Linked DNA regions of Homo sapiens: region 1 is linked to region 2. The links are chromatin contacts, found by Hi-C or POLR2A ChIA-PET in ENCODE. All regions are on one chromosome and are shown on one strand. The core of a region is the stretch at or near the end of the contact, and the rest is flanking DNA. Distances in the headings are between cores, read along the strand shown. Region 1 has its middle 28 kb from the start of SMKR1. Region 2 overlaps UBE2H-DT (UBE2H divergent transcript).

The links. A loop is a pair of places that touch in the nucleus more often than their neighbours do. ChIA-PET counts read pairs that join two places held with the same protein, here RNA polymerase II (POLR2A). Pooled maps may share reads with other maps.
Region 1: a loop to region 2 is called in a pooled map, with 8 times the contacts of the local background. The contact joins two enhancer-like sites. A Hi-C loop is called at or near these places in 4 of 50 pooled maps. POLR2A ChIA-PET finds 5 or more read pairs at or near these places in 4 of 52 experiments (BJ, H1, OCI-LY7 and 1 more).

The regions. Positions count from the first base shown.
Region 1 is chr7:129,529,567-129,532,422 of GRCh38, forward strand. No RefSeq gene overlaps it. Among named protein-coding and RNA genes, the nearest start is that of SMKR1, 28 kb to the left of the region's middle. Within about 2 kb of position 1,370, at least 3 of the 41 ENCODE cell types and tissues checked have a DNase peak (open chromatin) inside an H3K27ac peak, as active enhancers do.
Region 2 is chr7:130,008,071-130,010,866 of GRCh38, forward strand. UBE2H-DT (UBE2H divergent transcript) reads left to right here. Exons shown (of 4, transcript XR_007060520.1): 3 at 806-1,031. Among named protein-coding and RNA genes, the nearest start is that of ZC3HC1, 42 kb to the right of the region's middle. RefSeq lists enhancers at 534-613, 714-783, 871-1,370, 1,167-2,366. Within about 2 kb of position 1,486, at least 22 of the 41 ENCODE cell types and tissues checked have a DNase peak (open chromatin) inside an H3K27ac peak, as active enhancers do.

The DNA.
Region 1 (2,856 bases), core at 120-2,619, 480 kb before region 2:
GAATCTCACGGAGCATGATGTCTTCTGTGATGTCTTCTTCTCCTGCCCTGGCAGAGTCATGGAGCCTTGGAGATTACCCTCCAGCCCTCAGAGCAGTGTGCAGCCAAAGTTGGTCCCTGGAAGCTCGCACACAGGCCCAACCCAGACCCCGGGTCCTGCCTCTATGGCTGCAGGCAGGTCTATCCACCCTGCTGCAAAGTGGCCTTTCATAACCCTGGGGGCAGTTCTTTGTGAAGAGGGATGCCTCAGACACCCAATCCCTTCAGACGCTTTTTACTTGACATGACCCCCTCTTAGGTCGCCCTCTTTTGGATGCAGCCAGTTTGTCATTGTGCCTCTAGCTAAGATGGGACCTCCACAGTTGGTTATGTGATTTCATAGTGCAGTGAGGTTCTGGGCTCCTGAAATCTGGCTGGTAGACCATCCCTCCCTGCCAAGCATGAGGCTTTTAGAATAGATTCATTTTTCCTTTAAAATAGATCAAAGTGGCCAGGCATGGTGGCTCATGCCTGTAATTCCAGCATTTCGCGAGGATGAGGCAGGAGGATCACTTGAGGCCAGGAGTGCAAGACCAGCCTGGCCAACAGAGAGAGACCCTGTCTCTACAAACAAATTAAAAAATTAGCCAGATGTGGTGGGTCATGCCCCTAGTCCCAGCTACTTGAGAGGCTGAGGCGGGAGAATTGCTTGAGCCCAGGAGTTCGAGGCTCCAGTGAGCTGAGATTGCACCACTGCACCCCAGCCTAGGTGACAGAGTGAGACCTTGTATCTCAAAAAAAAAAAAAAAAAAAAAAAGCCAACGTGGTGGCTCAGGCCTGTAATCCCAGCACTTTGGGAGCCTGAGGCAGGCGGATCAACTGAGGTCAGGAGTTCGAGGTCAGACCAACATGGCAAAACCCCGTCTCTACTAAAATCACAAAAAATTAGCTGGGTGTGGTGGTGGGCACCTGTAATCTCAGCTACTTGGCAGGCTGAGGCAGGAGAATAACTTGAATCCAAGAGGTGGAGGTTGCAGTGAGCCGAGATCATGCCACTGCCCTTCAGCCTGGGTAACAGAGTGAGATTCTGTCTCAAAAAAAAAAAAAAAAACATAAAAAATTTAAAAAATAGATCAAGGTTCAGTGCAGCCACTGTGGAAAACAGTTTGGGATATTCCTCAAAAAGTTAAACATAGAACATGACCCAGCAATTCCCCTTCTAGGGGTATACTTAAGAGAAATGAAAGCAGGGAGCCAAACAGATACTTGTCCGCAATTTCCATTGCAACATTATTCACAATGACCAAAAGGTGGAATCAAACCAAGCGTCCATGAGCAGACAAATGGATAAACAGATGTGATGCGTTCACTCAATATTCAGCCCTAAAGAGGAAGGAAATCCTGACACATGCTACAACAGTGATGAACCTTGAAAACATTCTGCTGAGTGAAATAAGCCAGACCCAAAAGGACAAATATTCTATGACTCACCTAGATGAGTAATTTAGAATAGGTGAGTTCATTGACACAATGTAGAATAGTGCTGGTGGTGGTGGTGGTGGTGGTGGTGGTGGTGGTGGTGGTGGTGTGTGGGAGGGGGGTGTTGCTGAGGAGGGGCTGGAATGGAAACTCATTATTGTTTGTTTTTGTTTTTGTTTTTTTTTGAGACAGAGTCTCGCTCTGTCACCCAGGCTGGAATGCAGTGGCACAATCGTGCCTCACTGAAACCTCCACCTCCCAAGGCTCAAGTAATCCTCAGGCCTCAGCCTCCCAAGTAGCTGGGACTGGGACTGCAGGGTGTGTCACCACACCTGGCTGGGAAGTTATTGTTTAGAGCATTTGTTTGGGATGATGAAAAGGTTCTAAATGCATGTCAGTGATTGTTACACAACATTGTGAAGGGTCTTAATGCTGCTAATTTATACACTTAAGCATGGTTAAAATGGTAAATTTTATGTATATTTTACAACAATACAAAATACAAAATAAAATCAAGGCTTCTCCCTTTTTGTTCCAGGTCTCTGAGAGAGGTGGCGGCGGAGGGACAGCAGATGCAGGGCAGAGGCCCCCATGCCCCGAGGCTTTCTCTCTGCGTGGGGGCAGGGTGGGGTGGGTGGCAGATAGAAGGGAGAGGCTTTCTCAGAAGGACCGGCCACCACCCCAGTCCTTTGCTCGAAGCCTTCTCTCCCCTCGCGGCGCAGAGAAGCCAATCCTCCCTCTGCCCCTGCACACCTTGCCCCCCAGTCTCAAGGCCACACCTGGGCTACTAGTCACCTGGCCCACCCCACTCCTTTACCCTCTGAGGCCTCGAACCCACCTCCCACAGAAAACAGTCCACACCTGCCTGCTCGCCCTTCACCGCTCCTGACACACCCAGCTGGAATCTACATTTCCTTATTCGCACCTTGGATCTGTCATGCGGTGAACAGCCGTCTGCAGTTATTTCAATTTTGTGTGTTCTCTCCCTGACTAGGATATAGAAGGTAGGATATAGACTAGGAGGTAGAGAAGCTGTGATGAGACGTCAGGCTGGAGGCAGAGCCTCAGAGTGCAGACTCGGGGAGGCCATGCAAACTGCGGCTGCGAGCTCAGGGGCTCACTCATGTGTCCCCAGTCACTGTCATGCGGACTGTCATCGTATTTGCCAAAAACGCTTCACAAGGGGAGCTATAAACAGCAGTGTCCACCCAATAGGGCCCACGCCTTGACCTTGGAGTTGAATCGTCAGCACCACTTGACCGCTTCTCTCTGTGTCCTTCACCCTTGACCTCTTTGACAGTGTGGTGCCGGGTGTGTGCAGCCTGAGGGAATCTGTTCCGGGACGTGGTTGAGCTCCATCTGCCCTGCTAAATTCAGCCTCCAAGAGCCCATATGGCAA
Region 2 (2,796 bases), core at 236-2,735:
CACTGCTTCCTGTGCCTCCTGTCCCCACCCATGGGCGTCCCCTTCTGGCCTTCTTGGGTGCCCTTGCCAACTATGCCACAAATGGTCCCTCCAGTAGAAAGCCCCTCAAGGGCCAGAAGGGGCAGGGGACTTTCATTCTCATTTTTTACACCTTTTAAAAAAGTATTTTCTTTTTTTTTTTTTTTTTTTTTGAGACAGAGTCTCGCCTTGTCGCCCGGGTTGGAGTGCAGTGGCACAATCTCGGCTCACTACAACCTCTGCCTCCCAGGTTCAAGCGATTCTTCTGCCTCAGCCTCCCAAGTAGCTGGGATTACAGGCACACGCCACCATGCCCAGCTAATTTTTGTATTTTTAGTAGAAACAGGGTTTCACTATGTTGGCCAGGCTGGTCTCAAACTCTTGACCTCATGTGGCCCACCCACCCTGGCCTCCCAGAGTGCTAGGATTACAGACGTGAGCCACTGCTCCCGGCCTGAAAAAGTATTTTCTAATTTTATTAGTATTTTAAAACTTGGTACTGTGAAACATAGCACCTATTTTGTTCCTCATTTCACTTTGGAAAACCCCCAGGTTGAGTTAGTGGGAGTTGAGCCCAGTCACTGTTGACCGGCTGCATGGGCCTGGGCAGTGCTGAGACTTGGCAAGAGAGCCCAGGGCCCCCTGAGGACCAGTGGGGCACAGAGAGTGGCTACGGGTGTAGCATGGGATGGAGGAGAGGGAGAAGCTGCTGCCCGGTCCATCTCTGATTCGTGGAGCTGATTTTCCAAACACTCTAAGGCCTCGGTTCACATTCTGTTTCCCACAGAGGAGGCTCTGCGTCTCTGAACTGTTGTCAGGCCCCACCAGGCTCTTCACTGTTTGGAGCCAGATCTACGGAGCCAAACTGCCTTGACCTGCTTTCTGAGGAGGGGACAGGCAGCAAGTGCCGGACCTAGCCAGATTCAGCCCGCAGAAGGTGTTCCAGACTCCAAGCAGCCTGCTGGCCTAGCTCCAGGCCCAGGTGGCTGCAGACTCCACAATGGGTGACTCAGGTAAGCTGTGCTGGACAAACAAGCCAGTGTTCTCAGCCCAGCAGGGTGATGCCTGTCATAAGCTTTCCTGTCGTCATTGTACCGCCATTTCCTGAGGGTGGCCTTGCCAGGCCCGGAGCCAGGGTCCATGGAGACTGGTAGGAATGTGGTTATCTTGGTTTATGTCTTGTTGCCAAGGTGCTTCCCAATGCTTCTAAAGCTGGGCTTGGCGCTGATCCACCAGCACCTGTGCTGTCTGATGGTGGCATGGAGGCCGCTGGGCTGAAAGAGGCCTACTGAGACCACAGACAGTCTGGTGAGGAGATACTGGTATGTGTCTTTCTCATGATCCTAACACCTATAGTTTTGGTGCTCCCTTCCTTCAGGAGTCCCAAAAGACCAGGCAAGCTGGAGACACTTGGCCAGAGAGGCAACTGGGCTTAAACAGCCAGCTTAAACAAACAGCTACTATTTCCTGAGCACTTCTCATGTGCCAGGCACTGCTCTAAGCACTTCACATATGCCAATGAATTCTCAAAACATTCCTGTGACACAGCTACTAGTATTATCCCTAATTTACAGATGAGGAAGCTGAGGCTGAGTCATAGGTTCAGAAACACACAGCTGGTGACCAGTGAATCCAGGATCTGTACCCAGGCTATGGAACCTAGAGCCTGCTAGATCCACCTGCCAAGCTACCTGACCTAGAGCTGGTGTTTTTTTTTTTGTCCCCCTTTATTTTTCTTTTTTATAAACAAGGTGTCTTGCTCTGCCACCCAGACTGGAGTTCAGTGGTGCAATTATAGCTCACTGCAGTCTCGAACTCCTGGGCTCAAGCGATCCTCCCACTTCAGCCTCCCTAGTATAATGGGACTATAGGCACGTGCCACCACTTCTGGCTAGTGAGCTGGTGCTCCTAACTCTCACAGGGTACTGCCTCTCTTCTGCTCTGTCATGATGACTGTAGTGCAAGAAGGGGACTCAGCAAGAAGCCTCAGGATTCTAGGCGTGGCTCAGCCACAACCTGCTGTGTGATCTTGGCCTTCACTCCCCACTCTGGCCTTCAGACTCCTCAGGGATTAGACCAAGTAGTCTACAACTCTGCTTCCAGTTCTGTGGCTCTGACTCACGTGGAAACAGCAGTGGGGAAAGGCCCTATCCCTTAGCCCCACCGGAAGTGTCTACTGCTGATTACCAAGAACAGCCTCACGGGCTTTTGAGAAGGGCAGGGAGGATCAACTCCTGACCTGGTGACACTGATGGAGCAAAGCTGCTTCCCCACTCCACACCTCAGTTTCCCCACTCCTTCCAGTGGAGATAATGACCTCTGTGTGCTCAGTGCTACTGTGAGTCAGGGTTAATTAGCATTAGTCATAGACTTGGGAATCCTCACAAGAAAAGGGTCATCTGGTGGGTCTGGGCTGTGCCCTGGCTGTGATGAGACACCACTCATGCCCCTGTGAGTGTGTCATCATGCTTCATTAGTGGCTTGCCTAACTTTGCAGGTCGGCCCTGGGGTGGCCCAGCCCTGAGTGCGGGTGCTGAGATCAGCCAAAGGATGACACCTGGGGAGGGCTGCATGTGTCCCAGGGTGGCTGCCAATGGCTCACAGTCCCCTGGATTTCCCTTTCGGTTGACTTCCCATTCAATCGGGTTCTTATCATTGCTACTCGAGCCACTATTCCTGGATGCAAGGCCCCAACTCTGACCTTAAATTTAGAGGTTTTTTTTTCCTTCTCTGTCTCCTCAATAAATACCCATTCTCATTTCTGTCTCTCTGCTGACT